2 separate regions of the Homo sapiens genome follow, and region 2 is linked to region 1. The links are chromatin loops, found by intact Hi-C in ENCODE. Cell type or tissue: OCI-LY7. All regions are shown on one strand.

Region 1 (8,000 bases):
CCTATCACAGTGTGTAGATGCTTCAGGAGGGATATTTTGTAATTAAATGTTATATGTCACCCACATTCCTATGTATTTTATAGGTACCTCTTAAGGAACTCCTGAATGAAACTGAAGAAGAAATTAATAAAGCCCTAAATAAAAAAATGGGTTTGGAGGATACTTTAGAACAAGTAAGTAATAAAACATAAAAAGTCATAAAAAGTGAAAATTAGATTTTAAAACCTAAAATTAAAAGTTATTTATGGTTTCTGATTGCTAAGGAATTAATTTTTTAACAAAACTATGAAAAAATGAGAATTGGGTATGCTCTCGACAGAAATATTTGAAGTAACTTATTAAGACATTTAAACATCCTAGCCTTCACACATCACATATGATGAAGCGAGATGAAACTAAGTAAATTTTCCTTTTTTTAATAGAGAAGTGTCTCTAACTTGAGATAATTTAATATTTTTATACTAAAAGAGGCTTCAAGTGGCTACCTTGAAAGTAGGCAAGTATAATTACGGCGTTAGAAGCTAATTAGCTGTGATAGATTAAGAGGTTTCTTTTTACCAAGTTTTTGGATTCTGGATCATGGAATTTCAGGAGAACTCAAATTCCTTTCAAAGTCTATTTCCAAAAGTGAATTTCAGGTAGTCTCTGCTTCTGAGATCCTTAATATCACCTATATCCCTGAAAAGGAAAATTCTATTATTGTATTTAGTAACCTTTAAAGTAAACATTGTTAGTTAAGAAAAGTTAAGCTACTTCTCAAATGCACACACAAAGGATTTCATTTATAGGACACCAAGCAGTTAAAGGAAACCCCTTGTTAATTCAGCTCTTCAGGAACTACTGTGATCTGGCTAATAGATTTCAAGATATAAAATGAAATTTTATGTTTTCTCAGAAGAGAAGCTTGTTTATTTTTTCTCAATCTGGAAACAAAACCTATGGCATTTCACAAATAATTATGCTAGTAACCCACAGAAAGACATTTTTCCAATATTAATAAATTCTATCAAGACTTACTTTGTATTAGAATTTTTACATTCTCAGAAAAATAGAAAAATTTGTAACATTAGATAAGTGAAGAGTTTGATCACATCATACTATTATTGCTGTAATTCGCAGTTTCTAAAATATCTATGGAGAAAAGATGAGGAATTTGCTCCCTGGGACTGCTCCCTGGGAATGATGATTATTTGCAGTGAAGTCTTCCTTTAGCCTGCTTCATTTTGATTTCTGTTTTTTGCTGTAATGGGTACTAAAACCTGGAGATTCTCAAAAGGTATGAATTCCAAACAACAGGAACTTCATATCTAAAACATCTTTTAGACTGTCTTGAACTTTTTAAAGGCTATAGATGGGGGAAAGTTATAAAATGGCTACTATAGACTAGGACCCATGTTAGTGTCCTAGAGATAAATACATCCTTCAGGCACTCCCATATAGAGAAAAAGGCTGACATAGGTACAGTTATGCTCATCAGATTTTTAGGTTTACAAAACCCTTTGGGCTACAGGAAAACATGGCTTAGAGGGGATGCAACTGAAAATGTTAGGAGACTTAAACCAATGTATACTAGAACTAGAGGGAAGGAAACAGGTTTAGGAAATGTTAAGGAGGTAGAACCCAAGGATTTCATGGCTGCATGTGCAAGCTTGAGGAGAAAGAAGTATCAACATGACTTCCATATTTTTGATGTGGGCAACTGAGTGAATCATAGTGCTATTAACCTAAAGGAGGAAAACTTAAAGTAGGGTGTGGTGAGATGTTGAGCTTGCTGTCTGTAGGATATCCAGGAGGAAGCAGAAGCTATAGATTCAGAGTGTAAGAAGGAGATCAGGGCTGAAAATACAGATTTGATGGTCATTAGAGCATATGTAATAGTTGAAGCCATATATGTGGATGAATGTGGAGGGGAAAGTGGCAGAGGATTGAATCCTAAAGAGTAACAACATTTAAGGGACCGGCAAAGGAAGGAGATTCTGGGAAAAACTCTTAGAAAAAGTGGACAAAATTAGTTGGAGAACAACAGAAGAGAATATGTTTATACATATATATATATATATATATATACACCTATGTAATATATATAAGCCAAAGTAGGGAAAACTTTTCAAGAAGGGAGAGATCAGTAATGTCATACAGAGACTAACAACTAAAATTGTTTTTCCTATTGGACAAGTAGTTTAAGTTAAGATGGGATGGGGTAAAATGCAACTGGAAATAATAAAGTTTATAAAGAAATTAATAAATTAGAGTAACAAAACATTTAACCTGAAAAGTATTTTAAAATAATTGCCAAAACCATTTAAGAAAAAGCAGGAAAATATAAAATGAGAAATAGTTTATAGAGATGGTGGAAATTTATTTGAATTATGAAGTAATATAGTATAAACAGAAATTTATGTTTAAAATTTTTTGATGAAATGGATTGTAACCTGAACAATAGAAATCCCAAAAAAGTCAAAATATGTAAGTAACCAGAAACCAAAGTGAAAAAGAGAATTTGCTCTTCAAAAGACTCCAATAACGGATAATTTCATAGGTCACTGTTTTCAAATACTGAAGACTGGATGATTTCTGTGACATGTAAATTATCATAGAGCATAAAGAGACCTAATTCATTTATAAGGCTAATGTAGGCCTCATACCACAACATGACAAAGATATTACAAAAAGAAGAAATTAAGCTAATCACACTTATGAATATGAATGTAAATAAAGGTTAAAGTTAAATATTTGAAACTGAAATTTATGCAGCAAATATTTTTTGAGTGCTTATGTGCCTAGTACTGTAATAGATGGTGATACTAGTACAGTGCAGCATCTGCCTTTGTGAACTTCATTTTAAGTGGGAAGATGGGCATGAAAACAATTTCTTCTATCATAGCTTTTTGTAATGTGAATACAGCGCACTGTGGATTCTCATAATACACTTAAGTACAGGCTCCTTCTGAGAGAAGTGATAGCTGGGCTGAGTTGTGAATAACAAGTAGGTGTTGGCCAATGGATACACAGAAGGATGCTCATGTTCATCCACATGCATGCACACACACATACACCTTGAGGACCAGAGACCAAGGAGTACAGCATGGACCGGGCATAGTGGCTCACGCCTGTAATCCTAGCACTTTGGGAGGCCAAGGCGGGTGGATGGCTTGAGCTCAGGAGTTCAGGACCAGCCAGGCAACATGGCAAAACCCAGCCACTACCAAAAATATAAAAATTAGCTGGATGTAGTGGCATGCACCTGTAGTCCCAGCTACTCTGGAGGCTGAGGTGGGAGATTGCTTGAGCCCTGGAGGTGGAGGCTGCAGTGAGCTGAGATTGTGCCACTGCACTCCAGCCTAGGTGACAAAGTGAGACCCTTTCTCCAAAAAGAAAAAACAAAGAGCACAGCATATTAGTAAATTACCATGAGTGTAAGTGAGATAAGGGAGAAGCCTGGAGAGACAAGAACCTAATTATGAAGGGGCTTGCCTTACTGGTTGAATTTTTTTGTATTCTTTAGGCAGTAGAGATCAATGAAGATTTATAAGTAAGGAAATAACAATAATTATTGTTATTTTAGTAATTTCACACTGTTGGCCTTTTGAAGAATAGATGAGAGGTGCATGAGACGAGACCATGCAATTAAGAGACCTATCAATATCCTATACAGTGAATAGTAAATGGTAGGGACCCAAAGCAAGGCTATTACAGTGAAGACGGAGAAAGGAGATTTAAAGATGGAAACAACAGTTTGGTTGTCCATTTGTATGTGAAGGTCAAGAAAGAAATCAAGAATGCCCAGGTGTCTTATCTTTGGCAGATGGGTATGTGGTGATGTTCTTTACCTTGATAAAGAATATAAAAGAGAAGTATATAGAAGAGAGAATTGTAGGTTGGGATATGCTGAGTTTCAGGTCTCTGGGGCATCAAAGTGGAGAATGTCCAGTAGGCAATTGGAGTCGGGCGGGCTATATGTATGTGTGTGTGTGTGTGTGTGTGTGTGTGTGTGTGTGTGTGTGTGTGTGTGTGTGTATGTACACAATGGAAATGTGTACTTTGGGACTCAGAAAAAAATGTTTAAGTAATTAATGCAGCTTTAGTAATGCTGACATGGAAAGTAGAAGCTGCTCAGAGATGAGTAAACATGCTTTTGACCAACCATGAGAATCAGTGGAAGTTCTGGTTACTTGAGTATCTGTTGTTGTTATTACAAGTGAATTTAAAACAACTCGTTTAACTTGTTAGTTACTGCAGATATAACATACCTTTAGAAAAAGTTCTTGGTGTTAGATCTGGTTTTGAGTTCTGGGCGTATGCTAGTTGTATATGTCACTACCCTGTGTTTTGTAGCAAATAATAATAGCTTCACTAAATTTGAACCCCTAAATTTTTTTTTAATTTCATATGTGTGTAGAATTATCCTTTAAAAAAAAGTCAGCTATTTATACATTTTACTCTTTTGTGTTTCCTGCAGGAAACAGTTTCCTCTTGGTATAGCTGAAGAACATTCTCTATTAATTGCTGACATCAACTGGTATCAGCACTTGCCAACAGGAAATGAACTTGAAAAACACTTTTTTCTTTCAGTTTTGGTTTCAACTGATCTTAAAGTTCAAGCTTTAACAAGATTAAATGTGGTTACCTTATTACTTTTTGAAGGAATGCATGACTATAATAGCAAACATCCAATAAAATTAATACAAACAATTCTTTTTTAACATTTTAGAAAATGAACATACAAATGAAAAGCTAAATAGCTGTAGTAGATATAGTCTAAATAAAGCTAGATTTCAAATCCAGAGGCAAAAATTATTTATATATGAATAAATTGATATAACAATATTAATAATATATAATATATATGAGAGCTTAAAAAGCACTCCCACAACAACTAGTGGAAAAACAGATATTAACATCGTTAACTTTGAGGTTTCTTTGAAATTAATTTCTCTTTGGAGAATAATAAAGTTTTTGGACAAATGATAAGTGAGAGTCCAAAAGGACTAGAAGAAATAACATTGTTCAGTTAGTTGATTGATAATATAAAAACTCTATAACTTGTTAAAATATCTTTGATGTATAGTTATGATTTCTCAACCAAAGTTTTATTTCCCCAGTTGAATGCAATGATAACAGAAAGCAAGAGAAGTGTGAGAACTCTGAAAGAAGAAGTTCAAAAGCTGGATGATCTTTACCAACAAAAAATTAAGGTAAGAACTTTGCCACAGTTTGCGTAGGTTATCAAAAGCTATGTCATGATTGCTTGATGAGTCACATATTCTGACATCAAAATCAAAATCTTTAAGCTATATATATCCTATAATTTGTATCTTGGGTTAGTTTTCTCTGCCAAAGTTTATCGTAAGGAGTCATTTTATTTTGTTCTTTAAAGGACATTTTTCTGGATTAGGGCTGTTTTACCATAGAAAAGGAACATTTACTTTTCCTTTATCTGGTATTTTATACTTGCATATGACTCAGTATCCTTGCAAAACTAAACAGAATCTCTCCTACCTTTTTGTAGAGATTTATTGTTATGTACTGCTAAAGCCTGAACCCCAATAAGGTCTTTTGAATATGTAGTTGCCCACCAAGAGTCATTGTAAACTGACTATCCTGGTCAAATTCCAAAGACTGTTTACGTGCAATCTAGAAGGTGGGTAAAATAAAAAGACTGATTCTTCAACATTCTACTGTCTGACCAGCATTTTACTTAAAGTATTCAGATGACTCTATTCATTACCACTTACACAATTCATGTGAAAATTTTAACTATGCCAATATTTTTTACTTATGTCAACAAAGTATTAGGAATTGAAAACTTTTCTCTTTGCCTGTGTTATATTTAGGACCTATTTGTTTTCTTAAACGGTGTGAAATGTTTAGAAAATATACCACATAATATGATCTAAATGTGAAATATAAGACATTGGTAATCATTTTTCTTTTTTCACACATCCTCCATGACAATGCTTGAGTTTACTCTCTGACGCACTTAAATGAAAGGTTTTATGATACTTAATCTTCACAAACCTTAGAAATGATTAATTTGGGCTACTTTGCCTGTGCATAGTTAATACATCTGTGAAATAAGGACCTAGATAAGGCTTCCTTGAAGCTCATGGGAAAAAATCTTAATTAAAATATTATAAAATTTCCTGTTGTTCAGACTGGAAAATACTGCTGAATGAATCCTATGCAAGCTTTTTGAAAAGGTCACATTTGGTAAATACTTCCAACTCACCAAAAAACTAAAAAACTTCACTACTGAATTCTAGTCAGTTGACCTTGGCGCCCTAAAAACTGAACCAATTTTATTTAGTTTCTGCATCTTTGAGAATAAAGTGACTTTTTAATTTTTTAAAGGAAAAAGTATTTTTTGTTCATAATATAAATACTCATTAGAAACAATAGAGACTCGAGAGAAATGTATAAAATGGGAACTGAAATGTACCTTATAATCCACCATAATCCCATCACTAGAAACAATGGTTAAAGTTTAGGGAGTGTCTTCCAGATATACAAACATATATTTTTTTAATGGTACCAAATTATACATAGTTTTTCATAATCTGTCTTTCTCAAGAAAAGATATCATGGATATCTTTTCATACAAATGTAGAGAGAGCAATCCTTCTATTGTGTTTTTATTTTACATATATACATAGTATATATATATATATATATATATATATATATATAACTTATTTAGCTAGCCCCTTATTAATTTTTTCCCTAAATTTTCAACTGACCAATAATGTTGCTGTGAATATCTTTGTATATCTTTATGTATTTTTCCATTCCTTCCCTTTGATAAATTTCTGAAGCATCGAATTAAAGTTTATATATATTTTAAAGCTTATATATATTTTAAATTTTAATAAATATTTTCAAATTAAAAAATAATAAAATCACCTTTTTTTTTTGAGACAGTGTCTCGCTCTGTCGCTCAGGCTGGAATGCAATGGCACAGTCTCAGCTCACTGCAACCTCCACCTCCTGGGTTCAAGCGATTCTCATGTCTCAGCCTCATGAGTAACTGGGATTACAGGTGCATGCCACCATGCCCAACTAATTTTTGTATTTTTAGTAGAGATGGGGTTTCACCTCGCTGGCCAGGCTGGTCTCAAACCCTTGACTTCAAGTGATCCACCCACCTCAACCTCCCAAAGTGCTGGGATGACGGGCATGAGCCACCATGCCCAGCCGCATTTGTTTTTATAATACAGGATTCCCAAAGGAGCACTTTAAAGTCTCTTGCATGTAAAACAGTAAGCATCTTGAGAATACAAATGATGCAACCTGATTTTATTTAAGTGCTTTTTATAATTGTTTTAAATCCACCTAGAGTATACAGAATGTGAATATCAAGAAACCCATAACCGTGACTTTATCCTGATAGGAAGCAGAGGAAGAGGATGAAAAATGTGCCAGTGAGCTTGAGTCCTTGGAGAAACACAAGCACCTGCTAGAAAGTACTGTTAACCAGGGGCTCAGTGAAGCTATGAATGAATTAGATGCTGTTCAGCGGGAGTAAGTTTATCTCACCAAGATTTATACGTTTATTTTCAGATTATTAATTTAACAGTTCCATAAAATTAGATCTATTTTTATTTGCTTTAATTTATAGTATACAGCTATTTAGGATGGAAAGAATGGTATATAGAACTTAAGTACAACTGCTTATAACTCGAGAACTTTCCCTATCAACAGATACATTCTGTTAGTATTAGAGTTACTGTCCACCAAGAAATCATTAATCGTTAGATCTAGTTAATACATGGCTTTTAATCCCTGAAAACAACATAAAAAATTTTAAATCAATTCAAATAAATTTGGCTGTTAGTGAATTTTAATAAAATTCCACTAAGCTTTAATAAATTCCACTGAGCTCATGTTTTTATTTCCTAGAAATTATGTATATTATATAGTAAAATGTAATTATACTATAAATTATAGTCAGTCTACTATAACACAGCATATGCCTTCCAAATAGTTACCATGCTGTGCAAAAT
Region 2 (8,000 bases), 130 kb after region 1:
GGCAATACTTTTAAAGAAACTTGGAAATAAGAGGAAGGGACCGGGCGCAGTGGCTGATGCCTGTAATCCCAGCACTTTGGAAGACCGAGGCCAGTGGATCACCTGAGGTCAGGAGTTTGAGACCAGCCTGGCCAACGTGGTGAAACCCATCTCTGCTGAAAATACAAAAATTATCCATGCATGGTGGTAGGCGCCTGTAATCCCAGCTACTCTGGAGGCTGAGGCAGGAGAGTAGTTTGAACCCAGAAGGCAGAGGTTGCAGTGAGCCAAGATCATGCCACTGCCCTCCAGCCTAGGAGGCAAAGTGAGACTCTGTCTCAAAAAAAATAAAAAGGAGGGGAATCCTTTTAGTCCACATACAATTGTTTTTATTTTAAGAATGTGGCCACTGCCATTTATAACCTGATGGTATAAAATACGGAATTATTAATAGTATAATGCCATCTTAATGACAAAACCTGTGAGTATAACAATGTATGAGATGGTCTTCCATAATATTGAAAGTAAATTCTTCAGGAGTGTAAAATTTCAGTACAGATATCACTCAGTGTTTGTGTTTTCTTCTCTTTCTAGAGTTGTAAAGATGTGGCACCTGTGGAGAAGACTATTAAGTTGCTTCCCAGTAGCCATGTTGCAAGACTACAAATATTCAGTGTAGAAGGACAAAAGGCAATTCAGATCAAACATCAGGATGAGGTTAATTGGATAGCGGGTGATATTATGCATAATCTTATTTTTCAAATGTATGATGAAGGAGAAAGAGAAATCAATATAACATCAGCTTTAGCAGAAAAAATTAAAGTAAGTATCTCTAACAGATTGGTTATTTGTAAGAACTTTTTAAATTTTATGTTTGTAAGACTGAACAAGCCGTTTTATGGGTAGCATCTAAAAAAGAAGCTTGTCACAGAAAAGTTATACTATCATTTCAAATTGTAAGCAGAATAAGCTTTTTTCATGGAATAGGTTGAAATGCAAATGATTCATATGTGACAAAATTATACTTAGAAAAATGATTTTGACACTTAAAAATCTAGGTTTTGGCATTTTGTTTAGTTGTGCTCTTCCTGACTAGCTGTTTTTCTGCAATCATAATCAACATCACCACCTTGATAAAGCTAGCAATAAATTGGTAGCAGTTCTGAAAGCACTAAACAAAAGATCTGTTAAAGGCAAGCAGTGAAACAGTGTTGTTAACTACAGAGCCTCTATTTGGCCATTGGAAATTATTGAAATTGGTATACCACTCTAAAAATATGATCCTTAGAAAAGAGTTTTGTTGGTCCTCATCAACCTGCTGTCATCTAAATATGACATTTGTACCTTGATAGGGTTGAGTCTGCATGTTGAAACTTAACACCTCACTGAACAGGGAGCCAAATCAAAATGTTAAGTCTTATTACATAAAGTAGACAGCTTTTTAGCATTCCTTTGATGGTTGACTGAAAGAATAGTGGACAGTCTATGCTTGCTTCTTTCAAAGTTCAGTTTGTTCTTCTATAATGAGACACATGCATTCTCCAGAATCACTCTGCTGTGCAAAATTGTACAATAAAAAATCACAGGGCTTATGAGGGAAAATGGAAACTAGAGGCACAATACTCAAACTTTCTCAGTAACCCGTTAAGAGAACCTAATAAAATAGTGGCAAAAACAATAATGATAATACATGTTAAATGTTAAGAAATACATAAATACTATAATAATATGGGAGGTTACCTAGCTTGATGAAGCAATGATTGCAGCTTTTGAGTTCCTGTGAAGTGGTGGAAGGAAGGTTATCTGAAAGTGAGGGGAAAGTTGTTTTAACAGTCTGTGGATGAGCGTGGCTCATTAACACATAGTCAACTGAGGTGACTGATAGGTGTTTGAGGTGCAACATTTGTTGTGTTCCCACTTGGTTCAGCTGGGTACAGTTTTCTATGTTGACCTAGTTTTTTCATAGATGAAATTGTACCTAAGCAAAAGTAAAATTTGCCTTATGCTTAAATTGTTTACTGATAGTTGTATTGGAACAAATTTGCATTTTCAAAGTAAACGTAATTGTACTGGAACAAATTTACATTTTCAAAGTAAGCATTGTAACAGAACTTACTGTACTTTTTTCCCTTGATGTCTATGGAGATAAAATTCCCAAGTGTGGAAAAATAATTTATCAAAATTCCAGGCTTTTGAGGTAGTTAGAAATAAGCATTCCTCCATGTCTGGAGAGCTGACATTCATAGACTCTTAGTACGGAGTCCCAATTAGCCAAATTTTTGGAGAGTTAACATGTTTGGCACTATGTAGGAGTTGCTCTTCCATACCGGTATACACCATACCCATCTTGTGTTTCCAAACATAAGATCTGGTAATTCAAAAGGATTATTTAGCCACGGGTTCAACTGACCTGAGTTTTAAAATCTTATTTGGAACAATGCTTGTTCTAGCCAGCTTTTTTTCCCCTTCATAATGAGGGAAGAGAGAATTGAGATAGAAATAATTCTGATTCTGCTTGGAAAGGAGGTAAGCCATTTTTATCTCTATAAGCAGATTTGAAGGTAAGTAGTGGTTTAATAGTGGTGCCAGGGATGTGGCTTCTGAACTATTTCCTTGCTTTCTCACAATCATGCTTCCATTTCCTCCTCTCTTAAGAAGTTTAAGAAAAACCGACTGGAGAGCCTCTCCCTATCATACCTTCTCTAAGGTTGTTGCCTGCATTTGACACATTTTGCCTCTAATTTGGTAATTATGTATGTCTGTGCACTTCTTCATTGACAGTAAAAGATAGTGAGTACTCCATTTTACTTAAGTTGAATGTACAGCCTTTACAGTGGTTTTGTAGTGTTGAGAGAATTAAGCCAAGATACAAGGAAGTCAGCCTGAACTGAGCTGGGGAATCTATTGAGGGGAGTACGCAGCCAGGGTGAGTGAGGAAAGCCTTTTATCTTTTTTGTGGAACTCTTGCTTGCTTATTTTCCTTTTTTTTTTTTAATACAATAAAGAACAGAGACTAAAGATGGTTTTAAAAGATAAAAAGGTAACTAAAAACATTAGAGGAGCATAAACTAGGAAACAGAATATTAGTGATTTTCATTAAAAAGTTAATTCACCACGGGCCAGGCGTGGTGGCTCACACCTGTAATCCTAGCACTTTGGGAGGATGAGGCAGGTGGATCACGAGGTCAAGAGTTCAAGACCAGCCTGGCCAAGATGGTGAAACCCCATCTCTACTAGAAAAATACAAAAATTTAGCCAGGCATGGTGGCGGGCACCTGTGATCCCAGCTACTCAGGAGGCTGAGAGAGAGAATTGCTTGAACCCGAGAGTCAGAGGTTGCAGTGAGCCAAGATTGCGCCACTGCACTCCAGCCTGGGAGACAGAGCAAGACTCATCTCAAAAAAAAAAAGTTAATTCACCACGAACAAGTAGGCTTTATTTTTGAGATTCAGGGTTGAACCAACCCTGAATATACGCAAATAAAGTGTGATTCACCACATAAACAAAATTAAAACCGTATGATTTAATATGGTTTCAGTAGACGCAGAAAATGCTTTTGATAAAATCCAACATCCCTTAGTGATAAAAGCCATCACTGGACATTGAAGAACACACCTCAAGATAATGAGAACCATCCATGACAAACCCACAGCCAACATAATATTGAACAGGCAAAAACCGGAACCATTCTCCTTGAGAACTGGAACAAGACAAGGATGCCTGCTCTCACCAATTCTATTCAACTATTGGAAGTTCTACCCAGAGCAATCAGGCAAGAGAAAAATAAAAGGTGTCCAAATAGGAAAAGAAGTCAAACTGTCTCATCATTGTGGAGATGATTCTATACCTAGAAAACACTAAAGACTCTGGCAAAATCCTCCTGGAGCTGATAAACGACTTCAGTAGGGTTTCAGAATGCAAAATCAGTATACAAAAACCAGTAGCATTTCTGTACTACGTTTTAAGCTGAAAGCCAAATCAGTAACACAGTCCCATTTACGGTAGCCACAAAAAACACAAAATGCCTAGGAATACATCTAACCAAGGAAGTGAAAGATCTCTGCAAGGAGAACTGCAAAACACTACTGAAAGAAATCATAGATGATACCTAAAAAAGGGAAAAACATTTCATGCTCCTGAGTCAGAAGAACTAGTACTGCCCAAAGCAATCTACAGATTCAGTGTTGTTCCTATCAAACTACTGTCATTTTTCACAGAATTGGAAAAAAGCTATTCTAAAATTCAGATGGAACTAAAAAAGAGCTCAAATAGCCAAAGTGATTAATCCTAAGCAAAAATAACAAAATGAGAGGCATCACACTACCCATCTTCAAACTGTTCTGCAGAGCTACAGTAACCAAAACAGCATGCTACTGGTACAAAAACAAACACATAGACCAGTGGAGGAGGTTAGAGAGCCCAGAAATAAAACTGTACACATACAGCTATCTGATCTTTGACAAAGGCGACAATAACAAGCAATGGGAAAGGACTCCCTATTCAATAAATGGTGCCGGGATAACTGGCTAGCCATATGCAGAAGAATGAAAGTGGATCCCTACCTTTTACCATATACAAAAATTAACTCAGGATGGATTAAAGACTTAAATGTAAAACTTCAAACCATAAAAATTCTAGAAGAAAACCTAGGAAATAGCCATTCTGGATGTCGGCCCTGGCAAAGAATTTATGACCAAGTCCCCAAAAGCAGTTACAACACAAACAAAAATTGACAAGTGGGACCTAATCAAACTAAACAGCTGCACAGCAAAAGAAACTACCAACAGTGTAAACAGACAGCCTACAGAATGGTAAAAAATATTAACAAGCTATATATTCTAAAAAGGTCTAATAACCAGAATCTATAAGGAACTTTAACAAGCAAAAAACAACCCCATTTAAAAAATGGGCAAAGGATATGAATAGATAACTTGTTAAGAGAAGACATACATGTGGTCAGCAAATATGTGAAAAAATGTTCAACATCATAATCATAATCATGGAGAAATGCAAGTCAAAAGCAAAGAGATACCATCTCACACCAGTCAGAATGTCTATATTTAAAACATCAAAAAATAACAGATGTTGGCAAGATTTTGGAGAAAAGGGAACACTTATGCACTGTCGGTTGGACTGTAAATTAGTTCAGCCACTGTGGAGAGCAGTTTGGAGATTTCTCAACCTTAAATAGAACTATCGTTTGAACCAGCAATACCATTACTGTATATATACCCAAAGGAAAATAATACCATTTCACCAAATATACGTGCAGTTTTCTGTTTATCTCAGCACTATTCACAACAGCAAAGACATAGGTGCCTGTCGGTAGTAGATTGGATAAAGAAAATACACCACAGAATACTACACAGCCATAAAAAAGAACAAAATCATGTCCTTTGCAGCAACATGGATGCAGCTGGAGGCCATTATCCTAAGTGAATTAATGCAGGAACAGGAACCCAAATACTGAATGGTCTCACTTAAAAGTGGGAGCTAAACATTAAATACACATGGACATAAAAATATAGGAAAAGTAGTCACTGGAGATTCCAAAAAAGGGGAGGGTAATAGAGGAGCAGGGGTTGAAAAACTACCTGTTGGGTACTATGCTCATTACCTGGGTGATGAGATAACTCATAGACCAAATCTCAGTGACATGCAATTTATCCATGTAACAAACTTGTATACGTACCTACTGAACCTAAAAGTAGAGGAAAAATAAAGTGTAATTTAGAAATTTTTTTTAAAAAGACTATTAGTGATTTTAAGGCCAGATGTGGTGGCTCACACATGTAATCCCAGCACTTTGAAAGGCTGAGGTGGGAGGATTGCTGGAGGCCAGGAGTTTAAGACCAGCCTGGGCAACATAGTGAGACCACATCTCAACAAAAAATTAGGCAGACCTGGGGTGCATGCCTGTAATCTCAGCTACTCATGAGACTGGGGCAGGAGCATTGCTTGAGCCCAGGAATTGGAGGCTCCAGTGAGCTATGATCATTGCACTCCAACCTGGGCTACAGAGTGAGACCTTGTCTATAAAAACCAAAAATAAAAATAGAATATGAGTGATTTTAAAATCACAACTATAGAAGGCTAAATAAAAGTAGAGAGAAAGTTGAGGTCAGAATTCTTAAATAGAAAGTATTGGGAGTTTAAAAGTAAGTACAGAGTAGAGCAAACAACTTGAAAAAGTATGGATTAAGTGACAAAATATGGAATGTAAGAGGTATAAATTAATACAGAACTAAAAACACCTAAGAAGAGATTAAGGCCAAAGTATGGCCAGAAAGTTAGATCAAACTTCTTTTTTCTCACCTTGCTAAGAATAACGTCCACCTAGATCTCATTGAAAGCTTTCCCATAAATAGGATTCTTTTCAAAAAATAATTGAATATTGCTTTTCAGAATTAATCACATGATCTGATTTATATGTTACTTTTAAACGATAATGGCCACAGTGATACTTTTGTGGCAGAGCTCTAAAGAAATGACTTAAGAATTTTTATTTTATCTCACTAAAAAAATAGGGCAATATTAACAACAAAGACAAAGAGGATGCCTTTGTATCATATTAGTATATGAACCACACCGTTTCTGACCATAAAGAGACTTTTTTCTTGGGGGTGAAGAAGACGGATTATAATGTAGTTTTAAGAGTAAGATAAGTGGCAGTAAGAGAACATTAGACGAAGCTTTATTATTGTTAAATATCTCTTTTTCTCCTAGGTTAATTGGACTCCTGAGATTAACAAAGAACACTTGCTACAGGGTCTGCTTCCTGATGTGCAAGTACCAACATCTGTAAAAGATATGCGCTATTGCCAGGTTTCATTCCAAGATGATCATGTGTCTTTGGAAAGTGCGTTTACAGTAAGGTTTGTGGACTCATTATATTTTGCAGCCTATGGCAACAAAATACTGTCCTCCATTGCACATATATGAAAGTTGTTTTTAATGTAAAAATATTACGGTTTCTATGAAATATAATAGATTGTCTTTGGAATAAAGTGTCATTGGTGATAGCGATTAATTTTTGTTATCACTGTAATCTTGCACTGAATTGGCCTTCTAGTAGCTGGAACCTTCATTAAAGGAAAGTTTAGTGCCAGTAACAGTGAAAACACCTGCAAAATGACAAAGACGTGAAAAATACAAAAGATACAGTGTGATCAGTCAGTGTTGTTCAGAAGGAAAAATCCTTTCATTGCTTAGTGAGAATTTTTAAAGCTGAGAGTCCAACCAGAGTTAATATGTAGAACTCATATTGAAGGGACAGAATTAAGTGAATGTGTAAAAAAAACCTTTACACTGGCCTATCAATTTCTTGGCCACCTCTTTTCCAATAACCTCTTGCACTTTAATTCCTCTACCCATTTCTATACTTTACCCAACACTTAGGATAGTTCTGTTTTTGAGATAGAATTTTCAAATGTACTGCATTCTGACCGTAATGAGATCTCTCAATGAGTTGTTAACTCATCTGTTTTCTTGTCATAATTTCCTTTTAATCCAGCATAAATACTGTGACTTAACATGTCTGTAAGTTTTTGGTCCATATTCTCTACTATCTTTGCAAAGTGTCTTTTTCCTATTTTCTTTTGGATTAATAGCAGATTATATAAATTAAACAGTTATTTGAAGGAGTGTTATTGTATTTGAGTTATTGGATATGAACATTATATATGTGTTATTCTGTAGCATGTTGGAACTACTTCAATTAATGGTGTCACTAAAGACTTCTAACTTGTTAAACAATTTCAGACCACTTCCTGATGAACCTAAACATTTAAAATGTGAAATGAAAGGAGGAAAAACAGTACAGATGGGCCAAGAGCTTCAAGGAGAAGTAGGTTAGTATGGCTTGCTTTAAAAAACAAACAACAAAAAAATCTTCTGTGATGTTTCCTTCCATGGATGTTTTAGATACCTAATCTGAAAGGAAAGCTTTTGGGTTCATATAATGTTACTGATATAAAATCTATTGTCAGATAAGATTGAAGTATTTTCATTATCTTTGCCCA

Evidence for each region. Hi-C counts contacts between places; a loop is a spot of excess contacts. Peaks named below come from ENCODE experiments on the same cell type or tissue, not always from the same donor. Only the 100,000 strongest peaks of a DNase experiment are listed, where the experiment ranks them.
Region 2: a loop joins it to region 1, with 2.4 times the contacts of the local background. A loop is called at or near these places in 2 of 110 quality-filtered maps.

The regions. Positions count from the first base shown.
Region 1 is chr18:2,601,313-2,609,312 of GRCh38, forward strand. It overlaps NDC80 (NDC80 kinetochore complex component), which reads left to right. Exons shown (of 17, transcript NM_006101.3): 13 at 84-173; 14 at 5,103-5,195; 15 at 7,388-7,518. Among named protein-coding and RNA genes, the nearest start is that of NDC80, 34 kb to the left of the region's middle. In OCI-LY7, no CTCF peak of the experiment used is centred here; a DNase peak (open chromatin) is centred at 4,549.
Region 2 is chr18:2,731,692-2,739,691 of GRCh38, forward strand. It overlaps SMCHD1 (structural maintenance of chromosomes flexible hinge domain containing 1), which reads left to right. Exons shown (of 48, transcript NM_015295.3): 25 at 574-801; 26 at 6,706-6,854; 27 at 7,741-7,829. Among named protein-coding and RNA genes, the nearest start is that of SMCHD1, 80 kb to the left of the region's middle. In OCI-LY7, no CTCF peak of the experiment used is centred here; no DNase peak of the experiment used is centred here.